Regions from separate parts of the Homo sapiens genome. Here region 1 is linked to region 2. A link is a loop called in an ENCODE intact Hi-C map of the cell type or tissue named here. Cell type or tissue: GM12878. All regions are shown on one strand. Each heading gives the region's core, and the rest is flanking DNA. Links, peaks and the distances in the headings are about the cores only.

Region 1 (16,363 bases), core at 6,820-9,319, 1.2 Mb before region 2:
TTATACAGTAAAACAAAATAAATAATTCATGCTAAGTGAAATAAGTAAAATGTCTAGATAGCTTTACATCAGTTCAGGTCAGATTTTAGTGCCATACGAGTTCAGGTAAGATCAGCTTTTTCACCAAAAAAGTCATGGAAAAACTTCTATCTGTACTATTTCATTGAAGCCATGTTGGAAATAACTAGTTGTTGATGACAGCATAATACGGGGTAACCATATTGAGACTGGGAAGAAAAAGATGAGTGTAAGGGATAGAGTAAAATAAAATACACAGAAAATTAGTTCTACCTAGGCTACAAAAATAAGTGTTATAGGTAAGAGTAAGGCTCTGGAGCAAAATCAAACACACATGAATAAACCAATCTGTTTCAAACCTGTCTTCAACACTAATAAAGCATGAAACTTGAACAATTGACTAAAACCATCTAAAACTTAATTTAACTACCTTCAAGATGACTGTAATAATAGTGTTAAGCGAGACTAAATAAATTCAGAAATAAGGCTAAAGTACGAGTGGCTATGCAGGAGTACCAGCACATCCGTGAACTACTTAATTATTTAGGAAATGTACTTTGTTCATTTCCTGCTTACTATTTATTAATGTCCCAGAATTAGTAAAGTTTCATGTTAACTTGTAAACTTTTGTTTGGTAGAGATGCAAATCATTTTGTTACAATAGGAAAGGTACTCAAAATTCACAGTTTATTAGCTTCTAGGATGTTAAACACATTAATCAGTTTCATACCTAGCCTACCAATCTTACTCTAAGATTATTTTATTAAAATACTGATAACCGTTCAAATCCTCAAATGTATTTTCAACCAGCCTTACCATATGATTGATTCCAGTATGAATGAGTTGAGTAAAATATTTATACATACTAACTTTATATTTGTATGAGGTTCAGATTTTCAAGATTTTGAAAATTACGGTGTTACAATACTAACATTGTAGGACTGGTTTGAGAATTAAATGAGATAAACTAGGAGAGGGGTAAGTACTCAGTTACTTGGTATATATTTGTTTTATCATTATTATTATTTTCTTCTTTTTAGAAATTGACATAGAAAGTGTGTAGGGATACAATTGCTGCACAAATGCACCTGTGAAATACTATATTAAAATAAAATTAAACTATGCTTAAATCTTCTTAAATATAAAAAGTGCTGTAAGTGCTATACAGACTTTGGAAGAAAAAACTGGTGTTTGTGTGTGTGTGTGTGTGTGTGTGTGACGGAGTTTCACTCTTGTCGCTCAGGCTGGAGTGCAGTGGCACCATCTTGGCTGAGTGCAACCTCCAGCTCTCGAGTTCAAGCGATTCCCCTGCCTCAGCCTCCGGAGTAGCTGGGAATACAGGGGACTACCACCACACCTGGCTACTTTTTTTTGTATTTTTAGTAGAGACGGAGTTTCACCATTTTGGCCAGGTTGGTCTCGAACTCCTGACCTCCAGGTGATCCATCTGCCTCGGCCTCCCAAAGCACTGGGATTACAGGCACGAGCCAACACGGCCTATGGTGATATTGCTTTCAGAAAAAAACTCAGGACCGGGCGCGGTGGCTCGCCCCCGTAATCCCAGCACTTTGGGGGGCTGAGGCGGGCGGATCACCTGAGGTTGGGAGATCGAGACCAGCCGGACCAACATGGAGAAACCTTGTCTCTACTAAAAATAGAAAATTAGCCAGTTGTGGTGGTGGGCACCTGTAATTCCGGCTACACAGGAGGCTGGGGCAGGAGAATCGCTTGAACTCAGGAGGCAGAAGTTGCAGTGAGCCGAGGTTGCGCCACAGCACTCCAGCCTGAGTGACAGAGCGGGACTCCTTCTCAAAAAGGAAACTCAGGAACTATATATAATTGTGTCCATTTAGAAATTTTATATAACTTCAACCATGAAGAACGCTGTCAAGGTTCACCAGTCTGTAGAAAGCATTTTGCAATCTTTTTTATACCCAGAAAATTCAATTCTTAGGAAAGAAGGCAGAAAAGAATACTGATTTTTTTTTTTTTTACTTTGTAGACCTTTTTATAAGTTTGTATAACTTTTGTTTCTATTTAATCTATATAACAATCCTATACAGAAGCTAATATAGTTTCCATTATATGGATGAACACACTGAGGCTCAGTAAGTTTTAATTATTTTTTTAATTCAAAAACGCACTTGTTACAGAATCTGTGTTTGAGTCATTTTTCAGTCGATAAAATTTTGTCCCTTCATCAACATTATACAGCCTTTTAGAAGGCACAAAATTATCTGAGAGTTTACTTTATTTCTTTGGTCTCAATTTCACTGTTTGAAAATTAAGAATCATGCCTTATTTGAAGTAGTGTAGTGATTCTCTTGTATCAAGATGGGGAGTCTCTATCTCCTTTCATATGAGTATCTTTTCCCTTAATCAGATCAGCATCTCAGACTTCATGCAGACACGTGCTAATTACAACATGCATGCTCTATTTTATCTACATTTGGAATGCATTGTTTACTTTTCTCTTTATTAATTTTGACTGAATTTAATTTAAAATTCAAAATGAATGGTTGCAGAACATACAGATAGAGCCATGATTTCCTAGTTATGCTACTAAGTATTAGGTATCCAGAAAATAACAAATGTTTAAAAATGTATTTCTAAATAACTCGTATGTCAGTTTTTTTTTCTCCCAAGGGAAGTGTTCATAATAGGAAACTACATAAAGAAAGTTTTCTTTCTTATTCTTACTGTTACATACATATGTACATATATATTCTCATAAAATATATATAATCCCTATAAAATATATAAATATGTGAGTATATTCTCATTAAAACTTATATTTCTCCCCATTTTGTTACCCTGGGAATTCTGATTCTGTTATTTGAGTTTAGAATATTCTGAATGACTAGATAAAACACAATAAGCAAGCGGGAATAAAAAAACCTATAAATAAATTTAAAACAATATTTTAATCTCTTATTGAATTTGTATTCAAGGAAAATTTTAGGCAAAAGTACCATTTATCCTGCTTTCACTTCTGCTTTTACTTTATTTGCTTTTGATCATCTTTTGGATGTCTTTGCTGGGGAATTTTAGATCTGCTTTTGGGTTGAAAAGTGCCCGGCCATGATACCAGTTTCGATCTTACATGTATTATATACTAGATGTCTATCCCTATATTTGCATTTATTCATTTTAACAATTTTATTGTTCCATAAGTCAGAATTTCTTTTCTAGAAAACAGGGATAATAATAATCTAGTGGGTAGTTGTGAGCATTAAGTAAAAGTTCTTAGATAGCTCTTAAAACTCTCAAAATGTAAAATTAGTTAATTTGAGTAAGAGCTGTATTTTTATATGCATTTAGCAACTGTCTGCCTTTTTTGTGCTTTCTGTTAGTTCCCCTGGATAATAAGAGTTGGAGCTGCTGACTATTAGATAAAGCATATTCATTTCTGTCAGATATGTATTGAGAGAATACTTTTTTGACTTGCATAATTCAAACTCCAAATGATAACTCTTTTGATTTAAAGAATGGCCTCAGTTCATTAAACAGCATTTCCATATTTTTTATTTTTTAGACAACAGCACATGCATGATGCCTCCAGAGTATTCACTGTACTCTTTGTTTTCTAATTCAATGTGTGACTGAAGCCATAGTTTACTAGTTTTGTTACTTTGAGATAACCCTATATTTGCATTTGAATTACTGTACACTATTGTAGTTAGTAATTGCCACTGTGTAAATGCAGATAATATTTAACTGCTTTTAAGTATAGATTTTTATTTAAGTATATACCACAGCTCTGTAAATTGGCAATTCTCAAATGGGGCCATAATCATAAACTCATAGTTTGCACATGCAATTTAAGAGAGCATTTTTAGAAAATTATCACTGCTTTGTTTCAGTTGTAGATTGGCAGTGATTCAATGTTTTGATTTTAGTCCCATGATTTAATTTTTAATTTCAAATAATGCCAATATGGGAAATAAACTTTCCATGGATTTATAATAAGCAGTATACCATAATACTGAAAAGTTTAGTTCTATCGTTGGACTATGTGGCTCAGATCTTGTATTTTCTTCATAATGGGTCAATGACCTAGGGTAATTTTCCTCGATTTCTAAAGAGCCTCATCCCTTAAACTGGAGAGAATACAAATACTTAATTGGTTAAGTTACATTTTGTGATAATAAATAAGTTAATATATTGAAATTATATAAACAAGTATTAGATAAATAAATGTTCAATTTTATTTTAAATAGAAAAATACATAGTATTAAAACCAAATAACTTGGGTTACTAGACAACAGAAAAATTTGGTTCTATTCTTTACTTGTAATTTTGTATAACATATGCAGCTTTTTGAACACTTTTTTTCTCTTTTATTTTAAAAGCATATTAATACGTGCTCTGCTTATCTCATGTGTGGGTTACGAAGGTAGAGTAATATAATATGCTTCTGTTGATAAAGTTGGTTAGTAGTTTCTAAAAATTGCTATTATTACTAATGTTAAACAAGTGAAATAGTGGATATAGTCATCAAAATTTTTAAAGCATATTTTAACATATTTTTCAATATAAAATTTCAATAAGCTTAGACTTAGGGATATTTAAACAATAACACTATCAAAACATTCATTACCATGTAAATAACAGTAGTACACTATATTGTAGTCAATTATACCACACACTACACTTCAGACTTTGTACTATACACAATCCACATAGTTGTTTCTCATTTAATTCTAACAATAACATCAAAATATACAGTGTATTTGTATTTACATTTTATTAATGAGGAAAATGAGGCTTACAGAAGTTAAGTAATTTGACCAAATGCAGAAAGCTAGTAATTTGCGAATCTGGAGTTCAAATTCTGTTTTTATGCCACAACTCAAGCTTAAACCACACTAATGAGCTGTTTCTCCAGTTTAGTTTCTTCATTAAGCTAGAGAATTATTAATAATAACAAATTGTTTGTTGTTTTCATGCCAGCTCCTGGAATGGCAAGACCTGTTGCATAGAGTACTTGACTCTGAGTCAGAATAAAGATCTTCAGCCTGAAAGAAAACAAACACACTAAAAGCACACTGGAACAAGGATAAATATTCTGTTAGATATATTATCTGGGGTTATTAATGGTGTGAACAAAAGTTCCATGAAAAAGAATTTGGAGGGAAGACTTTATTCCTGTGAACAGTTTGCAAACCAGGAAGAAAACCTTTGGTGTAAAAGGAAGGTGCTTTCCAGAGAAAAAAAGCAGGGCTTGATTTTTAAAGAGAAAGTTCCAGCCCAGGTTCCCAATCAGGTTCATTTATTCAAATGAAGCATCCAAACTTGGAAAGCCATGATTGGTCAAGGAAGATGCACTCTGATTAGTTGGTCATGTGAGTTCTGAAAGTCCCAAAGTTAAACAGAAGTAGTGGGTTTTCTGGGAATTCAGAGTATGTGTGTAACCTCTAGTCAGCAAACAGCCATTTGGTTGTATTTGACTTTAGTCTCAGCCACTTGGGATTCATTTTAAGGATTGACTTTCCCAGGTTCACATTTATTCGCAATGGAGAGGCAGAAATTAGACGTGAATATCTGATTTAAAATTATGGAAACGTAAGAGTTTGGTACAAGATTTGGGAAGTGGAAAGTGCCTGACTTAAAATAGTAACTATATGAAAACAAGTGAACAGATTGTGAGATGATTGTTCTGTATAAATAACAGGTTATTTGTTACTAGACATTAAAAACTGGAAGCTCTGCAGAGCAGAAATATGGTATATTGAGATGTTTTCAAAGTTCCTGCGGGCTAATTTTGCAATTTGCGTCTTTTAAGCTTTATGAGAGGCAAAGCAAAGCTTTCAATCCTTTTTGTGATTGTAATCCACTATTAACATGTTCTTATATAATTACAATTCATTTTGTTAAAAATACAATTTATTCCCAATTTTAATGCTCCAAAATATGTTTCTAGGTGCTTCTTACACCTAGAGAAGAGACACCGTGACCATTATGAAGCAGTGGAGGAGAGGGCAGTTCATCTTTGTAAGCATCGAATATATGCTAACCATTAGGAATATGGTAGTAAATTAAACTCTCAAGGCTCTCCCTCCTAAGAATGTTATATTTTTCAAAGAAGACATATACAAATATTTAAGTAAATAATAAAAGTATCTCAAAAGATTTGTGGCCCATTTTGCTAAAATGTTTCACCAGCTCAGAGAGAGTTTTACACAGAAAGTTACTCGGAAAACAAATTTTGGTAAGAGACCAATGTGTGTAGCATTTAATGAGCATTTATTTTCTTCCAACCCCTTTACACAAGCATATTGTTCCTGAGTCAACAATTAAAACCTTGAGGAAATTGAAATGCAATGACGATACATTACTTATAAAAGTCCATGTAACTCTAAGGAATCGGGGTTAGAATCTACTTTCCTTTTCATTTGACAATAGCATCCCTTACTTTTGTTCTTCAATAAGTTTGGCTTTTGCTCAACAAAGGAGGCAGCACTGTCAGTCCGAGAGGAAGCAACAGGACAAAATACAGTAGGAGATGTTCCACAATTTGACTGGAAAACAGAGCTCTCTGTGAGCTGACTTGTGTTGTGTGTAGGTTTGGAGAATGTTGGAGTTTAAGATACTAAAGCAGGTAGGAGCCAAGTGATGAAAGCCCTTACATGGTTTGTCAAGAATTTTGGCCTTGATCATATACAAAGTAGAAATCTCTAAAATGAGAGATGGCATTCTCAAGCTGGGGAGTCTACAAAAGATTGAATGTGGTGGTAGCATAGAGATGTAGCAGCCTAATATTTTTCCCACTTTAAAATTATCATTTAATTAAAATAACTATATTATAATACAAAGGACTAGAAGAGTCAATATTCACAAATAATCTTCAAAACTAGATAACCTTAGACATTTCTAAGCAGTTGACCCCCCAAATTTCTTAAAACGTGATTTATTTCAGTTTTTAGGTATAATTTTAACAAAACAAATAAAATTCCACAGACCGTTATAAGATTTACTACACACTACAATCATTGTGCTCTTTGATCATTATGGCATCATGTATAACATATTATAATTATGTAATGTTTATAAAATTGTACAATTAAAACATCCAGAAATTTAATGTTTTTAAAGGGTTGAAATATACTGTCTTTTGTCTGTCCTCTCTATATGTATCACACAGATATAGCTAACTTAATAAAATTCCTGTATACTTAAAATGTGCAGGTACTATGATATTTTACAATGCACATATTTTACAAAGCCTCTTAAAGATTTCAAACCATGTATACATAAACGTGTACCAATAATTTGCTGAAACATCTTTTAATTTCCAAGTTCTATATATGCTGGAAATAAGGATGAATGAACCATTTCTTACACCCAAGGAGCTGGCATCACCCTTGCATACTTATTTTGAGACTCTGAAAGAAACACCTTTATTCTTTAACAAAATTGCTTTTGAGAGGTGGATGAGGAAATGTAATGATTTAGATGGGAAGGCAGAGGTTCTTCAATGTTTTTCTGTATTGGACTTAACTGTATATAAGGGTCTTAAAACAATATTACTCCTTGAGAAAAATAGGAAAACACCAAGAGCAAAAATAGAGATATTATTTTCTTATTTGTTTGTTAGTTAAAAAATTACTTATTACTTGACAAGTTTAATTTTCATGGTCTTGAATAATCGTAATTTTCACATTCCTGCTTGTTTTGCTTACAAACACACACATACACCTCAAAGAAAACAAGTTCCCTAATATTTCAGGGTAAATAAGTAATACTACTTTTTAATTATTATTATTTTTTCATAAATTGTAGCACTTGAGGATATGTGAAAACCGTGGTATAGCTATTGTCGTTAACCAGATGATCTTTTATTTCACCAGTGTTGCTGTTATTCCACTAGGTGGCAGCCTTACCCCAGCACTTTAGGATATTCACAGACAAGCAAGCTGCTATCCACATGTGTTCTAGTTAATGTTTTCCAATAGAAATTTAGGTGGTTAGTTGGTAATAATAATTATAATAAAAAGGTGTAGTTTTCTAATGACATCAGGAAAGCCATTAACTGGAGTGAGAAGAGTATTCAAACTAAAAACGTGGCAAATTGATTTACAAATGCATTGACTACAAACAAAAATCTAATAATCTGTCCTTTCTCTTTTATTATGGCTAAAGTATTGTGGAAAATTTCACATATTTTCTGCATCTGATGACCCGGGCCTGAAAAATATCATCACTTTAATAACAAACAATGAAACTCCATTTTTTCACAAGGAGCTAAGAACACGTTTAGTTGTCCTTCATTTTCAGGGTCTCCAAAATAGCAAGAAAAGCCAAACAATACAATCCAAGATATCATTTCATTGCAGCCCTGCCCATTATTGATTTGGAATTATTCTGAAGCTTCTTTCAAACAGAAGTCATTGGAAGCTGTGGAGACGGATCCATAACGGCTTAGAAGCTTTAAGGGTTTATTTACCATTTGCCTTTAATCACTTTTCCGGCTTTGTGAAAGGACTGGAATGTCTGAAGTGACATTTCAATAACTGCAATTTTTTTCTGCCCGGTTGGAGAAGAGAACGATGGATAGCCAAAACAAGTTTGAAGTATTCCAGGAAATGCTGCAAGATCTTTGTTTTGCAGTTGAAAAAGAAATACTATTTAAAGAGATAAAAGGAAGAGCAGGGCCAGGCGCGGTGGCTCACGCCTGTAATCCCAGCACTTTGGGAGGCCAAGGCGGGAAGATCATGAGGTCAGGAGATCCAGACCATTCTGGCCAATATGGTGAAACTCTGTCACTACTAAAACACACAAAAAAAATTAGCTGGGCATGGTGGTGGGCACCTGTAGTCTCAACTACTCAGGAGGCTGAGGCAGGGGAATCGCTTAAAACCGGGAGTCGGAGGTTACAGTGAGCCGAGATCGCACCACTGCCCCCTAGCCTGACAAGAGAGCAAGACTCCATCTCAAAAAAAAAAAGGAAGAGCAGAAGTAGGAGCATATGCCAGGACAGTAAGACAAGAATTTGAATGGGCTTTAGACCAATATTGGCCTAAAAAGTAATTTTCCACTTAGGTTTACCATTACTTTAAAGCAGTTCGATGGCACGTGGCATAAGTGTGAAGAAACCTGTGTAGCTGGAGGGTCAAATAGTTCTGGAGCGAGGAACATTTCTTTAAAATTCTAAAAGTGCTTTGACAGTCATCTTTAATATATTACCTCTTCTAGATTCCTTCATTTCTGACTTGATTAATTTTACTTTCCCTAACTTCCTTTCTTTAAATTTTACTTAGATTCAAAAATATTTTATTTCAAAAATAAATATGAAAGAAAGGAAGTTAGGGAAAGTAAAATTACTTTCTTCTCTAGTCTTTTTTATTTTTAAATGTTCTGGTTTCTCTACACATTAGTTATTTTCCTCAAATTTATTTAGATATATGTATTTACTGTTTGTGTTCGCAAAATTTTTGTTTTAAAATAGAAAACCATTAGAGGTAGAAATGACATATACAGGTATATTCTTTTAAAAAACATATATAGGTATATTCTATCAAAACTTGAGCATTTTATGAACTAATTTATTATATGTGAATAAATTACTTCCTGAGAGAAAGCCCAGAACCTTGGAAAGCTAGTGTAGTTTTCAGCGTATTCAGGAAAAATTAGTTTTGTAAATAGTGCATTTAGTTCAAAATGCACAGATAATTGATACAGATAAAACTTAAATTTTAGCTTCAAATACAATCCATTAAAGTGTTATTACACTTACCAAATAAATAATTTTGGTCGAGAAACAACTACATTTCAGTTCTGATGTCACTCTTTTAATTATTTGCTGCTTGGTCAGGATTCTGACAGCAGAGATGTTTGTAAAAGAATGAAAATCTAAATCTGTGTCTCACAATACAGATTAGAATGTCACAAAGCCCCGGGCATATAGACAAATGTGTCATAGCTCCTTTGCTAAGATGATGATGATGATGATAATGATGATAATGATGTACCCGGCTATGGACACCATATTCTGCAGCAAGTAAGTGCTATATAATTTTTCCCCCAAGTATCCATTATTTTTTGATCTATTGGTTTCATACCAATTCACTGTACTTCTTATTGGATGATTAAATGATGATTCATTTCTCTAGAATTTAGAATTTTAGAAGTATTCAAGTGGCTACAAGATTCAGACATGCTACAGATGTCATATTTAGATTTTTAAAGCAGCTTAAACAATGTTTGCTATGAAGCATTCTTAGCTAGAAAGAATGACAAGGAATAGGACTTTGGCTTATCAATTCACTTTAAGCCCTGATATATTGCTTTCTCTCTCAAGGCATATATGCACAAGTAAAAAACCAACAACTAATTACTGTTACGTATCTGAGAGTATTAAAAGGAAGGCATGGGATAGTCACTTATAAAGACAATAGGAAAACAACGTAAACTACAGCAAGAAAGAACATTTTATCTTAGAGTTAAGAAAAAAAAAAGCAACCAAACTGGTCATGGTGGCTTATGCCTGTAACCCCAGCACTGTGGAGGCTGAAGTGGCGGAATTGCTTGATTCCAGAGTTCGAAACTAGCCTGGGCAACACAGTGAGATCCTCATATCTAGCAAAAAGAAAAAAAAAAAGAAAAAGAAAAGCACACAAATTTTTAGTAGTCAGAACGTAAGTAGTGTATCATTTTGAGAAAAAAGTTTTGCAGAGGAAATCCAAGAGAAAACTTAGTAACAAAATTATACTGAATAATATCAAGTATAATCATGGAAACAAAGATAATATTAGCAACAGCCTGATGTGTACAAGCTAATGGCCCTGATTCTGTGAAATTCCACTTAATTATTTGCACAAATTATAGATCATCAGTCATACCATCTAAGAATGAGTGGGTTTAGATCCCTGGAAGAAAGTACTGTCTACATATTTATAGGTACACAGTAGGCAACCAAATTCATGAACTCACAAACTCACAAGGAAACTTACACTCACAAACTCACAAGGAAGTTGAACTCACAAACTTGCAAGGAAGCTCTGAAGAGAGCCACTTCTTATACAACAATTTTTCAATTTAAACAGACATAACAGCAGATACTGAGTGTAATCTCCCTATTTTTCTTATGGACTCTTCTACAAAAGAAATTTTGCATCTTAAATAGGAAGTGAATGATAATTTTACCTATAGCTGACTCTATATTCACAAATATCAAATATGAGTAATTTCATCCATTCATTCAATAGATATTTATTAAAAAGGAGATATTTATTAACTGAAGGAGAGTTCCAGGCACTGGAGATACAATCAGAAACAGAGACACCTTGGTTCAGTTCTTTATATTGTAGTTGGGAGGAGGCAGACAATATATAAATTAAAAAATTAGTAATAAATTAGTAAACATGGCATACATTAAATTGTAATAAGAGCTATACAGAGAAGATAGAAACTAGTAAATATTTCTCTAGGGGCTAGATCATGATTATACTATAGACTTCACATAAGTAGAAACTTTGCCCTACTCATCCCCAGAGCATTAGCTAAGAGGATTTGCGGATGTGTGTGGGAAGGGAGGTGAATATATAGAGAGCAAAACTATTTTTTATACAATTGAACAGTATATGCAAAAAGTTGTGCATATTAGTGATTGCATAAACATAAATACTGGATGGAGGTTTTTCATATTTCTATATACATTTTCAAAACAAATCAAATGTCATACTTTGGCAGCTGAAAAGACCCAGTATGGCACCTTACAGAGGAAAGTGAAAATAAATAAATAGACAAAAGTATTTTTATTTCCTCCATCTGTTTAATGACACTCTCTTTCCCTACCTTTTACTAAACATGACTATGTAGTCTTTTAGTCTCAGAGCTTAATTACCTTAGGAATATCTTCCCTAACCTCTTGGTGAGATTTACATTCCTAAAATAGGTAAATACCTATTTTGCATAGTGTTCTGATCATTACACTTTAAAATGTTTACTTCTCTTGTTCCCCAACCATTTATGATCTCTGCAAGAACAGAGACTTTATCATCTTGTTTACAACAGTATTCCTAGTATTTAGAATTACCAGCATATGATAGGTGTTTAATGAATATTTATTGTATGAATAACTGAATGATGATTAAAAATAGACAACTTTGGTTAAGGTCAACTCTTCAACTACTATGCATTGACTTCTGAGCAGCTAAACTTAGCTAAAGAAAAACACAGAAAAAAAACCTGCAGATTTTTCCCAATGTAAATTCATTAATACTGACACACTATATTTAGTTCTTCCAATTTTCTACTGTCTTTAAAGAATATTTTTTAATTTTCTTCTGTTTTCAAATCTCTAACACCTTCTTTCCAGTCTCCACTCTGCACTCTTCCCTATTCATGTTGTTTTCTATTTCACTGAGACAATTGACTAAATCAGGAGAGAAATTCTACAAGCTACCATGAGCCTGCATCTTTGTCCAATATTCTTGCCATTTTTCCTACTACTGCCCATGCACCTGCTGAGGCTGACTCCTCCACTTGAATGCCTAATATACTCATGAATATGTTCTAATAATTCCCACCTTTGGCTCTCAAATGATTAGTTTTTGTTCCAAATTTGATATTTCTCTAAATTTGTTATTTTCCATCCAAGCTGCTAATGTCCTCTTCCAGGAAAAAAAAAAAAAGAAACAAAACAAAAACCTTGCTCTGGTTTCATCCTCCAGCTGTCACTCAATTTCCCTTTCTAGTAGGGATTCTGAATATAGAGTTCATACAAGAGAACCATAGACAGAATTTTAGAGTTTAATATACATGGATAAAGAAATAATGAAAAAAAAACTTGACCTTTTTTTTCACTAACTGAAACTTCACATTTATTTCAATTATGCATTCCAACATCTATCACAAACAGTATTAGGTCTAATCCTGATTTTTCCACCAAATATTTTATCATGTTACACAACCGTAATATGGCAAAATATCTTTTATAATCATCATTACTTTGAAATTAGAATAAGTACGAGACTTTCCTATAAATTGCTGTTTAAAGTTAAGAACTTCGTTCTTTAGGGTAAATCTCACGAAAACGTTGTGGATGTTCATTGTTTCAAATTGCTTTTCTCCCATTTCTTGGAACCTCTTTGAGTCAGGCTTTTGCACCCTAGAAAACAGCTTTGTCATCATCACTGATGACCCACATTTGCTAAACTCAGTAATCAAATCTGAATCTTCTTACTTGTGAAAGCATTTATCATACTTCACTATTGTATCTTTAAAACATTGTCTTCACTTCCAAGGTCACACTCTACTGCTTTTGTCCTACCTCACTGGTCACTTATTTTTAAATTTTCCCTGCAGGTTTATTTTCATAAACAGAACTACTTAATGTTAAAATATTCCAATTCTTAGACCTTTACCTTCGTATTTTTTTTTAAACATAAATCTTCCGTTGTGTGATCTCAGCTAGTTCCATAACTTCTAAGTGCCTACCTCTTTAGGACCTCTCTCCTGAACAGCAGGTTGCTATTTCAAACTGCCTCCTCGATAATGCAAAATCCAAAGCTGAATCTGAATCTCTCTTCCCACCCCTATTCCCATTACAACCTCCTCCCATGGTTATATTCATGCTAGTCATGGTAACTCTGTTTTTTAATTGCTTGGCCAAAAATCTCAGAATCATTCATGGCTCTCATTTCACATTATTATTAAATTCTGAACTGTTCTACATTGAAAATATATTCTGTATCTGTATATACTTTTATTTACATTGATTAGTTGGAGGAACATGTAAACCAAAAATAAAATCCTAAGCACCCCAACCAACTGAATAGACTCCTCTCTCAGCCTTGAGGATCCCCAAAAAACCTGAAAAAGTAGTTCAGGCTTTTTCCCTTTCAGGGGAAGTGGGATGGGAGGTCAGATTTGCCTCATTATACCTTCCTTCCTTTAGAATTTAGACACAACTCATCAGAATTAACATCAAAACGAATCTTGACTGAAAATGCAGACTCTGCAGAAATAAGATATTAAACTCCAACCTAACTCTGCCAGATATCACATGACAGATAGTAGTCCCTGAAGGAGATCAAAGTATTTTACCTTAAACTATATTTCTTCAACATATTTTGAAATGGCCCTGCAAAGCTGCGTTTGTGGTAAAAATTTACATTCTTTAGTGAATCTCCTTATTAGTAAGTACTTTTCAGAGAGTCTGGCATTCTTAAGGTCTTATAAGAGACCTACTTATTTATTCTCTCTGATGCCTGCTCCCTGGGAGCTTCACCTACATAACAGGAATCTTGGCTTCCACAATTCCCCCTTACCTGAACACAAGCTGATTTCAACTCATTGGGTAGAGCAGAGCTCTTCCAAACAATTGCCATTCAGGAAATCTTTGAGACCACCTATGACCTGGAAGCCCCCCAACCCCCACTTCAAGATGTACTACTGCCTTTCAGGACCAAACCAATGTATACCTTCCATGTATTGATTTATATCTTGACCTGTAACTTCTTTCTCCCTAAAATGTATCAATTTTATAATCCCTTGTACAATGTATGAAACGTATATAAAATCACCTTGGACACATGTTCTCAGGACTTGCTGAGGCTGTGTCATGGGCAAAATAAACCTCTAAATTGATTGAGACCTGTCTCAGTTACATTTTTGTTTTACAAATAATATAAAATATTTATCTCAATTTTTATTTTATTAAAGATCAGCATAATATTTAATTCTATTTGGCTAAATTTATTACAGTTTATAAAAACACTATCTACTTTTAAGAAAAGATAGTTGTATAATTAACTAGAAAAAAATTTTTAATGCACATGGTAAGGATTCAATTAGTCTGGGTAACATTATATTCTACTGATCAAGGAATATGACATTTAGAAATTAGTAACTTTGTTAAAACTGCCATTTACCTAAAATATAATTTCACTTTAGATGATCTTAAACTACTCTGAGGGACTATACAAATATTTTTCTTTGTCTTTTATTGAGTAGTTGTTTTTTGTTCTAAATAAACTTTTTTGAAAACAAGTAATGTTTACTGTATCTTATTACTACACAGAAGAAAAGAACATATTAACCACAGACTGATTTTGACCTTTCATATCATTTTATAGCATAATTTTTTAGGAAAACATTAAATGACATCTAGCAAATTGCCCTATCTGTTTAATTGGACAAAGTGAAAATGTCATCACTTGTTTCCAGCATTCGACATAAAATGATAATAATTCTATTTGGTGTTTCTTTCATTACCACATTTGAGCAGTGTTAGATATCTTAATTTATATTACACAAGGACATATTTTCAAAATATTAAAATATTTTTTATAAAATTTTTAAATACTTCTGAAATAAAATCTTAGTTTTGTAAATGTTTACTACATAACATTACACTAATTGTACATTTTTGGAAATATCTCAAGGATATAATTCATATACAGACCCAAAACACCTTCACACATCTGCAAAGTACATCTGCCAGGAAAATTTGAAATGTGGCATAAAACCTAAATTTAATTTTTTTAATTCAATTTAATCAGATCATTAAAGTCTGGAAATTATTGCTCTTCTAACACTAAGCTTTCTTTTAAATATAAATGCCCCTGAAAGGATATTACAGTTGGTCAGACATTTTATTGTCAATCATTTATTATTGATTTCCTCCATAGCAACAGAAAAAGTGAAGAAATGCATTAATGATGCTATTGTAAGGAAGAGATGTAAAAGAAAATGATAAGAGGATACAAAAGGCAGGCACTGGCCTGCAGGCTGTTATTCAAATTTTTGCTTCTATCTAGTAAAAGCTGAAAATTAAGCTTCATTTCTATATATTAGTGGCAACTTAAGGAAAAGTGCCTTAGAAGTATGCTGATGGTAAAAGTTCTTACCACTGATTTTGGAAGCATTTACACACATATTTCACACTGTAAATCGTATACAAATCCTGAGGTCACTTCAGGTTAATAATGAAAATGTTCCATTTATTGTAGGTTTTGCCTTCTACCTTCAGAGCAGTTTTAAAATAATAAATTTCCTATTAAAACAAGTAAATCTTCATGTGGAATATACATAAATTTATGAGTATAAATTTATCTTAATCACTTTCTCACAAGAAATCAACTTTTTATTATCTCTTAAATTTTTACTATAAAATCAATGTCAAGGTCATTCTTCCCACAATTGTAATAATTAAAGTTGCTGCTAATCATTTGGCAGAATATTGAATTTCTATATTTTGTCTTCTTACAGACACAATAGTCAGAGTCACGTTTCTTCAAACAAACCTCTGGGTGAGCTATTGCAATTGTGGTAGAGACTCGAATTGTCTTACTAATGTAACCACTCTGCATCTAGCTATATCGTTCATTATATGAGCTTA
Region 2 (16,363 bases), core at 8,128-10,627:
AAAATATATACACTCATAGACACAATATATTGCAATATTAGATTTTAGAAGATATATACATGCAGATATAGATAGTTAAATGTAACTTCTACACAACAAGATAAACTATCAACAGATTAAATGGACAATACACAGAATGGGAGAAAATATTTGAAATCTTTGCATCTGACAAAGGTCTAATATCCAGTATCTATAAGGAACTTAAATAAATTTACAAGAGAAAAAACCCCATTCAAAAGTGGACAAAAAAACATCAACAGATATTTTTCAAAAGACAACAAACATGCATGCAACAAGCATATGTAAAAAACTCAGTATCACTGAGCATTAGAGTAGTGCAAATCAAAACCACAATGAGATACCATCTCACACCAGTCAGAATGGCTATTATTAAAAAGTCAAATAACAGGTGCTGGCAAGGTTGCAGAGAAAAGGGAACATTTACACACTGCTGGTGGGAGTATGCGTCAGTCAACCACTGGGGAAAGCAAAATGGCAATTTTTCAAAAAGCTTAAAGCAGGACCACCATTCAACCCAGAAATCCCATTACTGGATATATACCCAGAGAAATATAAATCATTCTATCATAAAAACATACACATATGAATGTTCATTGCAGTAATATTAAGAATAACAAACACACCAGATCAACCTAAATGCCCACCAATGACAGATTGGATTAAAAATATATGGTATATATATACCATGGAATACTATGCACCCATAAGAAAGAATGAGATCATGTCTTTTGCAGAAACATGTATGGAGCTGTAGGCTATTATCCGTAGCAAACTAACGTAAGAACAGAAAGCCAAATACCACATGTTTTCACTTGTAAGTGGGAGCCGAAACACATGAAAGTGTGTTCTTTCATGAACACAAAGAAGGGAACAACAGACATCGGGATCTACTTGATGGTGGAAGGTGGGAGGAGGGAGAGGAGCAGAAAAAATAACTATTGGGTACTGGACTTGATACTTGAGTGACAAAATAATCTGTACAACAAATGCCTGAGACACAAGTTTGCCTATATAACAAATCTTCACACCTACCCCCCAAAACTAAAAGTTTTGAAAATTATATGGATATATATGATGGACTAGAGAAGATAGCCCTCATTTTATATTAAATTTGATGTGTATGATATACAAAATAAATCACCAGAAACAAGAAAATGTGAATTAATCTGGATATTCTTTTTAATTGACTAAAATCAGTTAGATTAAAAAAATCCAAAGAAAATATTTAAAAGTAAGCAATGTTACAAAAGCCCTAAATATGAATAATTTATTTTCAGTGATTGCTTTTTAATAATCCAGTTTTTATTAAAAAGATCAATTATTGAATTAACTTTTGGATTACTTGAATAATTTTTATAAAATTTGAGTAAAGGACAAATTTTTTATGCCAGAAAATTAGCCAATAAGAGTACAGTTAGACTGTGAAAAACTGTTCTTAAATGACATTACATTTATTATTTAAAATTTCTCAGCATTTTTCCTTTGAGATTATTAACAACTTTTATAAGGTCTAGGATTATATGTAAATGAATACACATCAAATGAAAAATCTCATCCTAGGCATCAACACATCTAGTAGAAAAGAAAAATATTCCTAGGTAATGTGAATTGATAAATGATATCAAAAGATTTAATTCCCATGCTTTTTTTTCTTGACCTTTGGATTCTGTACCCCTGATGAGGTCTTATCTAGTTAAGGCAGAAGATGGAGGAGACAATGTTTTGGAAAACAAGGAAAATGGAATTATGTGACTTGAAATGGAAATCAAATTAAATGGGACTTTTAGCCTAAAGACAAGACAGATTATGTAGAATGCAAAGAAGTGTAGTCACTGCATTTAATGAAATGATATAGTCAGAGTTTCATTAAAATTAATGAATAATGTGGGTTGCTTAAGGGAGTATAATCAACTCTATAAGAAAAATGTCTATTTAAATATTTGTACAGAAATTATATATTTTTTTACTTTGTTATTAAATCCTCTGCACTGAAAATTTCTTGTGGCACTACTGTAAAAGATGAAAATATATTTGCAAATATATATATTTCTAAAGCTAAAACTTACTGGAGCCATTTTGCTAGTCACAGCTTTTTTATGTATCAAATATTGGCTGACAAATTTTATAGAAGCCATGTGTTAATTAATTATTTCTACCTGAATGTGTTGTCTTTCACAGTATCGTCTGAGGTCAGATACTTAATAATTCTACCTGTCTTATAAAAGTAATTACTTGATGTTGAATCAACATATTTGATACAGTTTATTAATTAATTTCAACTGAAGAGTTTCCATCACAAATACATCAGCAGAAATATAGTGGGTATGATATAGAATTACAGACATACTGAATTTTTATTTCTTGTACGGAAAGAAAAGTAGAAATCTAAAATATACGGCCTAAATATTTCAGAGGATTTACTGTCCTCTACTTTATAGATTTTCTATGTTTAATTGAAATAAATTTGATATAAAATAATAATACTGTAAGATAATGAGACATTAGGCCCCAGTAATACATCTTTAAATCAAAGAGTTAATTTCAAACTCAAACTTTTCCTTCATTATTCATTCATTTAACTATGAATATTTTTCTAGAAATATTTATCAGACAGCTAAATACTCTATCTGGGTATGTTGTTAGTCCTTGAGGATACAATATTGAAAGAGTATATTCTCTGCTCTCAGCAATCATGGGAAAGGATTCGATAGCTGCAGGTGCAATGTTAATGGTAAGTGTTACAATGATATATACGCAGAGCACCTGGCGGCACATTAGTAAAACCATTTAGCCAGTCATCTGGTTACCTAAAGAGAAGTTTCATGTGAAGTTATTTATAAGTAAAAGTCAAGAAGATGCAAGTGGGAAAGCATAGGGGTATGTTTCAAAAGGAGAGAAATGATGGAAAACATTCCATACAGAGAAAGGACCCACGTACTAAACAAAACAAAACAAAACAAAACAAAAAAGTGAAAGAGAACAGAGTTTATTAGAAAAAAACTAAGTAATCCAGGATGCGGAGGTCTCAAGAGAGATTATGATTTATCAATGAAGGTAAAGAAGCAATAATCATGAAGTATGGCCTTTGTTTGGCTAAGGGATTTTAAATAAATGTTTATTCATTTATTAATGGAATAACTTTGGTCAAGTATTGATTTAATGATTTCTTCTTTATTTTTGGATTATAATTTTCACAGAAAAGGGTTTCCATTCGATTTTTATTTAGTGACTTAACACCACACATAGATAATTATGTATTTAGTTTAGTGTTTGTTGTTGTTGTTGTTGTTGTTTTAATCATAAGGTCACTGACATAAAGCAGTTTATTGAATGCTATGTTATGTCGCTGTATGAAATTCTAGTCATTCAACCTACAAATGTATGCTGCTCATCCCAAATTCATACAAAGATAAATACACGTGATTAACAGCAAGGCTTCCAATTTATGTACTTCTGTCTGAATTTGTAATATGAATGATGAACAGCACAGTGGCTAACTACTGAAGAAGCCCTAAGCAATAATAGGATAATTTTAATCGAATACAAAGAGAAAAGCAGTATTAAATGACAGAGCTATCAATAAAGGATAAGAGGAGCACTACTTAGCTATCCTAATTCCAAACAGAGAAACATGTGGAATCATTTAATAATACAAATTTGTATTTAAAAATCCTGTAATGAAAGTCTGAGTTAAAATAAAATGTTGTCCTGTCATGCTTAAAAAATATAATTTTATATTTTAATTTCAGGTCTCTAAAGCAGATTTTTTAAAATGCCTTATGTAAATGATAGAATCCCTTAACTGCTTTATCAAACAAGCTGGGTATAGTAACTAACAAGTGAAATACCCCTGTGATTCTAAAGTGCTTTATACTGAGCATAGAATTTTAAGTAATCTATGACTTTTTGTAAATTAATGAACAGCTCTGACTTCCCACTGTGCCCTGAGAACTCTCTTGCTTCCTCTGCAAATTGCATTTGCCATCAAATGACTTATTTTAAAGTAGTTTTGTGTTAGTTATCATTTTTTACTCTATGGAATGGGTGATTTTCACAATCTATAAATCTTAAATGAATATTTTAATGCAGAGTTTAGATTTTTAAAATTTGAATACCAGCTGCTTTACATCCAAAGTTGTTTGTGAAATCAACTTCAGATATGTGAAAGAAATCATCTGTCCTATCCAAATTAAAGAAAGAATATATGTCTCAGTGTAAAATAGCAAAATCACTGAATGAAGTTTAATGGTAAATTACTTTTTCCTTAAGGAATAAAAATATAAACAAAGTAAGTTATATTACAGTTATTTATAATATGGCCAGTTTTATATTAAATTGTTTTTGTTATCTGTTTTGATAATATAACATACCATACTGAAATTTTAAAAATATTATAATTGAGGCCAGGCGCAGTGACTCACGCCTGTAATCCCAGCACTTTGGGAGGCCGAGGCGGCAGGAGTTCGAAACCAGCCTGGCCAACATGGAGAAACCTCGTCTCTACTAAAAATACAAAAAAATTAGCTGGGTGTGGTGGCACATGCCTGTAAGCCCAGCTACTCAGGAGGCTGAGGCAGGAAAAGTGCTTGAACCCATGAAACAGAGGCTGCGGTGAGCCAAGATCACACCACTGCACTTCCAGCCTGGGCAACAGAGTGAGACTCTGTCTCAAAATAATAATAATAATAATAATAATAATTATTATTATTATTATTATTGAATTAGTGGTAGAAAATAAAAATAATTGTGTTGTGGAAAACTATATGTTATAAATAGGAAATAATTTGCTTTGTTTGTTTTCTTTAATTTCTTAGATTTATTCCTGTAGCCTAAATTTTTGATTCAGTGTTCAGGTCATATATTGTTTTATTCAATATAATGGCAAGTTGTGTCATCAAAAAAATCTGAGAATTTCAATTGGCATATATCTGTCAAAAATATCAACAAAATTAAATAATTTTCTTCTATAATACATGTATCCCAGTAATGATTATACTTACAGATGTACAGGCAGTATCAATTGCAGGTTGGTCATATGTGTCCTATCACTACATACATAGTTTAAATTCAAGGGCATTCCTTTATTCCTCCTTTATGGTAATCTTTAACTCCAAACAGTGTGTTTGTCAAGATTCACCTGAAATCTTGGCTTACTGAGAACTTGAGGCAAAAGTACACAGTAGGTATTTTTACGTCTTTCTGGGTTTTGTAAGTAAGCCATTCTTACTGGTTATGCCAATTGAAACCATCAGTAAACAAACTCACTCTGGTGTTTTCCAGGAAAATTCCAAACTTTGTATATCATTTATTGGATGCTAATGCCTTTACCTTAGGCAAGATTCAAATTCATATACTCCTATCAAAACTTCCCCAGAGTTAAAACTAGAGCTTTTTCAGTCAAAACATAAATTATCTGTATCCTATGTAGTGTTATCTTGTTTTCTAAGAAAGTGCTCTCGAGTTAGTTAATTCTTATTTATTTAGTCTTTAATTTCAGTTTCTTTGATTAAGCACCAGAATCAAGACTAGTGTGATGCAAGTGAGCTACCTGAGGCACAAAATTTAAGGACATACTCTTATGGTCTTACAGTCCTTATGAGCTCTTTCCACATTCCAGGCATATACTATTCTTTGGAGATAATATATATTTTCATAATAACTATGAGTCATGAGTATATTATCATCTGCATGTTTCTGATGCCATTACTTGTTCTGTCATGCTTAAAAAATATAATTTTATATTTTAGTTTCAGTTAAGTAATATATCAAAAGTCCTACAGCTAACATGCACAGCTGAGAATTTAATACAGGCAGTTTTTTTCCACAATCCAGCATCCTGCCTCTCCTACACATTGTAGGGGCAAAAATGTCATATATTTTCCTCAGCTCACTCAAGGTTCATGGCGGAGGCACCTATAATAAAAGACAGATTCACAAAGGAAAGCATACAAATTTATTTAATATAAATTTCACATGGCACAAGAGCCTTCAGAAATGAAGATCCAAGGAAAGAGGAAAACCTTGTATTTTTCAGCCTACACCGAAAGAAGCGGACGAAGAAGTAGACAGTCATGCAGATATATGACTGCACAAAACGTGTATGATCTGATGGTAGTAAACTGGGGAGGGGGAACTTATCAAGGCCTCTTTGCTCAAATTATTCCTGTGTTCCTGTATTTTTAGAGACAGGGACATTCCTTTTTTCTGAGTATAGAAAGGGTATTTCTTCAATGAAGGTCTTATGACCTCACAGGAATGTCAGAGGATATTTTTCAGGTCCCGCTTTAGGGAAGACATTAAAAGACATAAAAGGGGAGAAGAAATGAGAGAAACCTTCCTGTTTCTTCTGTTTCCTTAAATACCAAGGTGCCATATATTGGGGTAATGAGTCCTGACTCATCAACACATTATAGTATAAACTCATAAATATATGTTTAAAACCTGTCGTATCTACATCTGCTGTCTCTTATTCATTGCTTAATCCTCCCCTCATTTTGTATATTTAAATCTTAGCCTATTTGGGAAAATTTACAAAACAACCACAAATAAATTACTGACATTAAACATGTGAAAGGATGATTATAGATTTTTCATATAAGTAAGCCAGAATACTTTGATAATCTATTAATTCAGAGATTATGACGTTGGAAAGAGCATATGAAAAAGTTAATTCAAATGAAGAATATATCTTCAAGTGTATACCTCTCCCTTTAAGAAAGGACCAGCAATATAATTGTAAGTCATTAAAATACAATTGGCTCATTTACTTAGGTTTCTTTGTATTTCATGCTTTTTTAAAAAGCCCTCACAATTCAAACTAGTTCAATCCATAGGCATAGACACATATATGTTTCTGTGTGAGAATGTGTGTATAATACTTCAGCTTATATCTAACCTATAAGAAAAGTTGAGGAATAAATGTGACTTCACAGATGATTGGAAGTAGGCACTCAAACAATACTGTCCAGACCCTATCACTTTTTATTACTTCTTAGCTAGGCGTTTCTTACCATTGTCCTTATTTTCAGAAATACTTCATTTTTTTTTTTTTTTTTTTTTGAGACAGAGTCTCTCTCTGTCGCCCAGGCTGGAGTGCAGTGGCGCGATCTCGGCTCACTGCAAGCTCTGCCTCCCGGGTTCACACCATTCTCTGCCTCAGCCTCCCAAGTAACTGGGACTACAGGTGCCACCACCACGCCAGGCTAATTTTTTTATATTTTTAGTAGAGACGGGGTTTCTTCGTGTTAGCCAGGATGGTCTCGATCTCCTGACCTTGTGATTGGACCGCCTCGGCCTCCTAAAGTGTTGAGATTACAGGCGTGAGCCACCGCACCCAGCCCCATTTTTTAATGTTAAAAATGGCCACCTACAATTGCTTACTTTATGGTCTTAAAGCTTGTAATTTAAAAAATGAGAATTTTCCATTGATCTGATAGAAAACTTCTGGATTTCAGGAATTAAGATCAACTTGAGATTCATGCCCATTCCTATGCTTTTCATTCCGCATAAGTAAATGTGTTATCCCGATTGGCTGTATTTGGTAGATAGAATAATGGTTTCCCAAAGAAATTTATGTTCTAATTTCTGGAATCTATACATATATTATGTTACATGTGAAAGAGGAATTATAATTGTTTAATTGTCAGACTTTAAAATATAGATTATCTTGACCTGTCTAAGTGGGCCCAATGTAATGATGAGGGTCCTTAGAAATGAAAGAGGGAAGCAGAAGAGGAAGCCAGAGTAATAAAATGTGATAAGAACTCAACCTGCTATTCTGTCATGACAACATAAAGAGCTAAATTCTCCAGTGAAATTAGTAAAAATTATTGTTAAAAAATCATTAAAACACTCAAAGCCTTTGGAAATGGTCGTAAGGGTTAAAAGCAAATGAAGAAACAGGTATCAAGCCAGTCTATAAAACATTCAGTAGACCAAGCACGGTGGCTCACACTTGTAATCCCAGCACTTTGGGAGGTTGAGGCGGGTGGATTACCGGAGGTCAGGAGTTCAAGACCAGCCGGGCCAAGATGGTGAAACCCCGTCTCTACTAAAAATGCAAAAATTAGCCAGGCGTGGTGGTGTGTGTCTGTAATCCCAGCTACTGGGGAGGTTGAGGCAGGAGAATTGCTTGAATCCAGGGGGTGGAGGTGGCAATGAGCCGAGATCGTGCCACTTCACTCCAGCTTCGGAAATACAGCAAAACTCCATTTCAAAAAATAAAAAAAAATTCAGTAAGAAAGATGAGAGTTGGCAGTATTCTAACCAAGACTTCTCCCTCCTCCAAATCCTGGCTTAGTAAGATAGAGATGCCATCCTAGACTGCTTGCAGCCAGAAACACAGGGCTCCCTCTTACCCCAGCTCCCAGCCACAGTGCTTTCTTCCCCTGAGGAGCAGAACCTGAGCCATTTGTCATCCTACTCTAAGCTTCCTGTTGCTGAAGCTGTCAGAGGCAAGGGGATGGAAATGTGGAGGTTTCCTTTTTCTGCCGTCTTCATTCTTGTAGTGAAGGCTCTACCTCAGATGTGGCACACTGAGAATATTGGGACTAAAATAGGCCTTGCCCAGCTTATGAGATGGTGGTTTTATTCCATGAGAAGTAAGCCAAAAGTTGCCTAAGGGGCTGCCCCTGCCCTCTACTCAGGTCCTAGAGTTGAAGGGTTACTCAGAAGAAACATACCCTGCCACCAGCTCAAGAGCCCTAGATCAGATTTTGCCTGGGGCAGGAGAAGAAAAAGGCCACAAAATAGATAACCCTTAAACATTTATGAAAAAAAAAAAACTGACTTCATTTGCAAAAGAGCTTAGGAAAATTTTAACCTAAAATCTCTCTCAACAACTATGAAGGCTGCTGTAATAGGCATTTGGGAAGAGATCCACGGGTCTAAAATAGATACAGCCTATAATTTAAGCCAGCTAGTTTACAGGAAAGAACCCAGGAATAAGAACTGGAAAGAGCTCTGCTAATTTCAGAATATATAAAAGACTAACCTCAGAAAATATCCTTCAAAGAAGCTAAAATTTTATTGAATTAGTTTGTAGGGGAATTTATGTCCCAGACATTGTTAACAACAGTAAAGCAATCCCTTGGCAACTGATGGAACTTGACAACTGCATGGTGGTTAGGAAAGATAGAAAGAGAACTCTACCACTGTAATCACAGAATGGCAATGGACACCACAAAACTATGTCTCCCTGAGGAGAAACATCAGAGGCTTAACACTGAGGGTGGGGTGAAGGCTAGAGTAGAGCAAGGAATAAACTTCACTAAAATAATTCAGCCAGTCAGATAATAAACAAATAACAATAAGAAGCATGAGGGGGTCAGGGAAGGGTGGAAAACTTTAACCAGAGTATCTATAATACAGTTTGAATATCTCTTATCTGAAACACTTAAGATGGAAAATGTTTTGGATTTTGGAATATTTGAGTATACATAATGAGATATCTTGGGGATGGGACCCAAGTCTAAACATAAAATTCACTTATGTTTTATATATGTCTTATACACATAGCCTGAAGATAATTGTATACAAAATTTTGAATAATTTTGTCCACACAAAAAAGGTTTTTACTATGTTTTTACTCTGGCCTGTCACATAAGGTCAGGTGTGTTATTTTCCACTAGTGGTATGGTAGGAGTGAAAAAGTTCCAATTTTGGGGCATTTTGAATTTTGAATTTTTGGATTAGGAATACTCAACCTGTACCAAATTTCCAACAAGAAATTACAAGACATGCAAATAAACAGGAAAGCAAGATCACACAATGAAATAAGAGCATTTAACAGAAACTACTTGTTGGAGTAACCAGATGTTAGATTTCAAAGTAACCATATAAATATGTTTACATAACTAAAGATAAGTATGATTAAAGAAATAAATGAAGATATGATGATAAGGTAACATTAAATATAAAATATCAATACAAAAGAGATATTAAAAAAATTAAATGGAAACCTTAGGGTTGAAAGATACAATAACTGAAATTTAAAAATATTCACTGAGAGGAACTTAGTGAATAATAACTGAGTTCAAACTAAGTCAGTTAGTTTGGACTGTTAGGAAAAAATTAGTGAACTTGAACAAAGATCAATAGAGATTATGCAGGCTGATGTACTGAGAGAAAAAATGAAAAATAAGCAGAGCCTCAGAAAAAGGTAGGACAGCATTAACTGTACCAACATACATGCAATGGGAGTACCAACATGAGAGAAAAGAGAAAGGATGCATTAAAATTATTCAAAAACATGACTGCAAACTTTTAAAATTTACTTAAAACATAAGTCTACACATCCAGCAAGCTCAATGAACTTCAAGTAGACACACACAATCTTCAACAAAATACCAGCAAAAGAAGTAAAAGAATTTCTAACAATAATTATGTCATGATCAAATATAATATATTCCAGGGATGCAAGGATTATCTAACATCTGAAAATCAATTAATATAATATATCTCATCAACATAATAAGAAACAATTACATAATTATCTCAGTAGACAGAGAAAAAGCATTTGACAAAATCTGACCCAAACTAGCAATAAAAGAATTCCTCAATCTGATAAAGAGCATCTATGAAAAACCAACAGCTAATATTTTATTTAATGATGTAAACCAGATGCTTTCTAAGATCAAGAACAAGACAAGGATGTCTACTTTGATGACTTCTCTCTTAACATTGTACTTGAGATTTTATCCAGGGCAATTAAGCAAGAAAAAATAAAATAAAAGGAGACAAGGGGGAAAAGAAAAACTATTGCTATACTTGGATGACTTTAACTTTTATATAGACAATTCTAAGAAATCTGCCAAGAGCTATAGAACTTTAAATGCATACAAAAGTTTGCAGGACACAGAATAAGTACACAAAAATCAATGGTATTTTTATATGCTTGCAATGAATAATCCAAAAAATAAAGTTTAGAAGACAATTCCACTCACAGTAGCATAAAAATAAATGCAATAAATCTACAATTAATGTAGTCAATAGGTTAGTAGCAACTGTGACATTAAGTAAACATAAAATGAAACCAATTTCACCATAGGCAAATTAATGTAAACAAGAGGTAAGATGATACAGTGTATATCTGATCACAGCAACATCATCAAAATTCTAAATAATGAATAAAAACACTTCTAATATTAAACATTACAATAAATGTGAGCCATACCTACAGTTAAGAAAGATTAATAGAAACAAGTAATTATTTACTCAATTTTTGGTCACTTAGTGGGTGATGGTGGTCGTAGTGGTGTGAGTTAAATTAAGGAATAAGTGTTTGCAAAGTGAAAATTGTAAGGAGTACCTCTTAACACCATGGAGGTCAAAAACAAACAATAACAAACATGGCAGTCTTGCTGAGCACTTAGGTATCACATCACTTACTGTCATGTATTTGTATAATTTTCACAAACTTTACACACTTCTATATTACAATAATTTGTATTCATTCATGCATGCATTTTTCAACCCACTTATTTCAGTTCAGGGTCACTAAGGGCCAGAGCCTAACCCAGCAGTTCAGTGCACCAACTGATTACCAACATTGGGCAGGATGCCATTTAATCACAGAGTGCACTCTTATATATATCTTACACTCACTCACTCTGGGACAATTTAGACATGTCAATAAGCCTAATGCCACATCTTTGGGATGTGGGAGGAAACTGGAGAAACTTCAGAAACCTCATGCAGGCATGGGGAGAACATGCAAATTCCACACAGTCACCTCTACGAGAAATCAATTTGTTTTCTCTTCAACTTATAACAAAGTAATGCTAAACAAAGTAATGTTATTCAAGGATCTGCTGTACTAAAGAATAATTTTAACAAAAAGTGTTAAAGTTAATATTATAAAAGGTATAAAACATTCAAAAAATTAAGAATATCTAAATAAATAAAAATATTCATGGGTCAAAAAACTTAGCATTATTAAATGACTATACTTCCAAACTGATATACAAATTAGATGTTATTTCTAACAGAATTCCAGCTGGATTTTTGTAGAAATTAAAGATCTGATTTTAGAATTTGTGTAGCATTTCAGAGGAACTAGAAAGCCATAACAATCCCATGAAAAAAAGAAAAAGGTAAGAAGAGTGATACTTCCACATTTCGAAACTTATTTACAAAACCACCTTAATCAAGAAAGTGTTTTACTGGCACAAGGATAGACATATAGCCCAATGGTAGAAAATTGAGAGTCCAAAAATAAATTGATACATCTAGGTCAAATGATTTTATTCACACAAGAGTGTAATGACAGTTCCATGGGAAAGGAAGTGTGTTTACAACAAATGCTGCTGTGGCAACTAGATCTCTACAAGCAAAAAAAAAAAAAAAAAAAAAAAATGCAGAACATTGGGATCTTATACTGTATGTGAAAATTAACTCCAAATGGGTCACAAACTTAATGTAATATCTAAAACTGTAAATCTCTTAGAAGAAAACATAGGGATACATCTTCATGACCCTGAATTAAAAAACAAATTCTTAAATAGGATAGCAAAAGCACAAACAACGAAAGAAAAGATAAGTAAATTGGATAATATCAAAATTACAAACTGTGTGCCACAAAGGGCACCATGAATAAAGTAAAATGACGAGCCACAATGTGGAATAAATATAAATATAGTAGGTTAATAAAGAAAATCTCACTGCTTCTCATTTCTTGTTTGTGTGAAAACCTTATGATGAACTTTATACTTTTGTGCAGAGAGGCTTGCATATTCCATGCAGGTCAAATTAAAAACTGTTCTTTAAAAGCTGATTCTGACAACTGGGTACTGGAGATGGAATGTTAGATTTTGCATAATATTTTAATGTTGCTTTGAAAATAATGAACTGGTTATCTTTGTCAATTGATAGCATTATAGTATAACAAAAAATACCTTGGGTTGAATGTGTTTCTATATTACGTTCCAACATGAAAAAGCTATTATTCATTTTGAAGTGTTTCTAAATTGCATTTTAGGTTTTGATCTGCTATGTGCAAGTTAATTCCCAGACAACAACTATGAAAAATTTCCCAAAGTACTTTTGTAACAAAGTAATATAGAGCATATGAGGAAGATTTATGATGTTTTAGAAATATGGATTTCTACATACAGAAACATAAAGAATAGATTATAAAATAGAGTAAATTTGATTTTTAACTTGTGACATATTCAAATGACATCTCTTTGAATATGATGTTATACCTGTGACCTCCTTTTATATAGTGAATTAGCTTGAGTGTACAATCACTTTTGTTCCTCTCAGTGGTAATGATGTTTATTCAAACTGAGTCTTTATCATCCACACTTCTTTCAGGCTATCTTTGATTTTTCCTAGTGTGAGTTGGTGCTATACCTGAAAGGCTAACAACAGCTGCTAAGGGTCCAGAAGCAATCCACAATGGGCCGAGATTCCATGCAAGTTGTGAACTCTTCCAAAAATGCAAGGCCCTGGCTGTTCATTATCTTGGATATTTTTCAGAGCTGCATTTGCAATAAGCAATCTTAAGGAATAAATTTATGTCTTGCCTGGACAGAAAGCAGGCTTGGTTCTGCTCATGGTAAAAGCAGTGTGTTCCCCAGGTACATTGTTCCTTTCCTGTAATAAACCCTACTGCCTATAGAGCCTTCTTTCATAGGCCCCTTTGAGTAACCTCACTGGGAACTGAATTGGAATAAAGGAAACTGATGCAAATAATATGAAGACATGACCATTGCTTTTTTCATTAATAATAAATTCATTTGTCTCTATCCCATAGTCTAGTGTCTTCTGCTAGCAGCCATGAAGTAGTTATGGGTTGTCTTACTAACCTGTAAGTCGAGTAAAATATTAGACTATACTATTCACAATCTTCATTTTAAGAAGGAGTTTCAATATAGTGTTCTACTGCTCCAATACTGGGACCCAAAGCAAAATAATAATAATAATAATAAGTGAATGGAATTTAGTGCCTCAGAATATATGTGGCAGAAATACACCTTTGCTATCACAATGATACCTGTTTTGTGTGATTGTTTTTTATTTCTACCCGATTTTGTTATACTTTTAATTTGTCGTTCTGGATACAGGAACCAATGGGAAAACTGGAGACTGACTAAAGTCTGCTTTCTTGATACATGACTGTAATTCTTGTTTCTCAAGCTTGGCAAGCTTATGGACTATGCCAATTTCCTTCACTTCATATAGAATTGACATCCACAATTTAAACATTTGTATTAGGCCCAATAATTTTTGCTTTCCCATAGACTGCAGATCAGTATGGTATTTCTAGTTCTAGATCCCTGAGGAATCGCCACACTGACTTCCACAATGGTTGAACTAGTTTACAGTCCCACCAACAGTGTAAAAGTGTCCCTATTTCTCCACATCCTCTCCAGCACCTGTTGTTTCCTGACTTTTTAATCATTGCCATTCTAACTGGTGTGAGATAGTATCTCATTGTGGTTTTGATTTGCATTTATCTGATAGCCAGTGATGGTGAGCATTTTTTCATGTGTTTTTCGGCTGCATAAATGTCTTCTTTTGAGAAGTGTCTGTTCATGTCCTTTGTCCACTTTTTGATGGGGTTGTTTGTTTTTTTCTTGTAAATTTGTTGGAGTTCATTGTAGATTCTGGATATTAGCCCTTTGTCAGATGAGTAGGTTGTGAAAATTTTCTCCCATTTTGTGGGTTGCCTGTTCACTCTGATGGTAGTTTCTTCTGCTGTGCAGAAGCTCTTTAGTTTAATTAGATCCCATTTGTCAATTTTGGCTTTTGTCGCCATTGCTTTTGGTGTTTTAGACATGAAGTCCTTGCCCATGCCTATGTCCTGAATGGTAATGCCTAGGTTTTCTTCTAGGGTATTTATGGTTTTAGGTGTAACGTTTAAGTCTTTAATCCATCTTGAATTAATTTTTGTATAAGGTGTAAGGAAGGGATCCAGTTTCAGCTTTCTACATATGGCTAGCCAATTTTCCCGGCACCATTTATTAAATAGGGAATCTTTCCCCATTGCTTGTTTTTCTCAGGTTTGTCAAAGATCAGATAGTTGTAGATATGCGGCGTTATTTCTGAGGGTTCTGTTCTGTTCCATTGATCTATATCTCTGTTTTGGTACTAGTACCATGCTGTTTTGTTACTGTAGCCTTGTCGTATAGTTTGAAGTCAGGTAGCGTGATGCCTCCAGCTTTGTTCTTTTGGCTTAGGATTGACTTGGCGATGCGGGCTCTTTTTTGGTTCCATATGAACTTTAAAGTAGTTTTTTCCAATTCTGTGAAGAAAGGCATTGGTAGCTTGATGGGGATGGCATTGAATCTATAAATTACCTTGGGCAGTATGGCCATTTTCATGATATTGATTCTTCCTACGCATGAGCATGGCATGTTCTTCCATTTGTTTGTATCCTCTTTTATTTCATTGAGCAGTGGTTTGTAGTTCTCCTTGAAGAGGTCCTTCACATCCCTTGTAAGTTGGATTCCTAGATATTTTATTCTCTTTGAAGCAATTGTGAATGGGAGTTCACTCATGATTTGGCTCTCTGTTTGTCTCTTATTGGTGTATAAGAATGCTTGTGATTTTTGTACATTGATTTTGTATCCTGAGACTTTGCTGAAGTTGCTTATCAGCTTAAGGAGATTTTGGGCTGAGACAATGGATTTTTGATTAGAGACAATGGATTTTTGATTAGAGGTAATCAACCTATATTGATTTAGAAAGACCTAGAGAAAATCTTAAAAACAGCCAAATTATAAATTATTTGCTTTTAAAATAATATTATTATGAGTGACTGATTTCTGAACAAAAATTGATGGAAAACAGAAGACAATAAAATGAAATATGTATAATTTTGAAAGAGAATAAAGACAACTATGAATCCTAAACATTTCTTCAAAAACGATGGTCAAGAAAGATGTATTCCAGCAACATATTTATTTTCTCAAAAATAAATATTAAAAAGAATTCTTTTCAGAGAGAAAAATATTCTCAAATGGGAACACAGAAATTCAGGAAAGTATGAAGAACAATAGAAAAAATAATATTTGGGTACATATATATAAATGTGGAATGTACAAAACAATATTTATTCAGTGGTTTAAATACATATGCGAAATTAAAATATTTCCTTAAAATAACAACACTTTACATAGAGGTAAATATTACTAAAATATTCCAATACCCTAGCAACGGAAAAACCTAGCACAAGAAATAAGTTTTGTAGACATAAAAGTAAAAGCTGGAAGTTTAATATCTATTGGAGGTTTACATTAATGATTTTATAATCAAATGTATGATAGAAGATGTATGCATTTGGTTAACCCCTAAGGAAGCCAGAAAGCAGGGAAGAAAGAACATATTACATTGCTAA

The links. Hi-C counts contacts between places; a loop is a spot of excess contacts. Peaks named below come from ENCODE experiments on the same cell type or tissue, not always from the same donor. Only the 100,000 strongest peaks of a DNase experiment are listed, where the experiment ranks them.
Region 1: it touches region 2 in a loop (3-fold over the local background); 5 of 110 quality-filtered maps call a loop at or near these places.

The regions. Positions count from the first base shown.
Region 1 is chr4:64,530,972-64,547,334 of GRCh38, reverse strand. No RefSeq gene overlaps it. Among named protein-coding and RNA genes, the nearest start is that of TECRL, 130 kb to the right of the region's middle. In GM12878, for the core only: a CTCF peak has its summit at 7,890 (motif pointing right); a DNase peak (open chromatin) is centred at 7,924.
Region 2 is chr4:63,298,219-63,314,581 of GRCh38, reverse strand. No RefSeq gene overlaps it. Among named protein-coding and RNA genes, the nearest start is that of TECRL, 1.1 Mb to the left of the region's middle. In GM12878, for the core only: no CTCF peak of the experiment used is centred there; no DNase peak of the experiment used is centred there.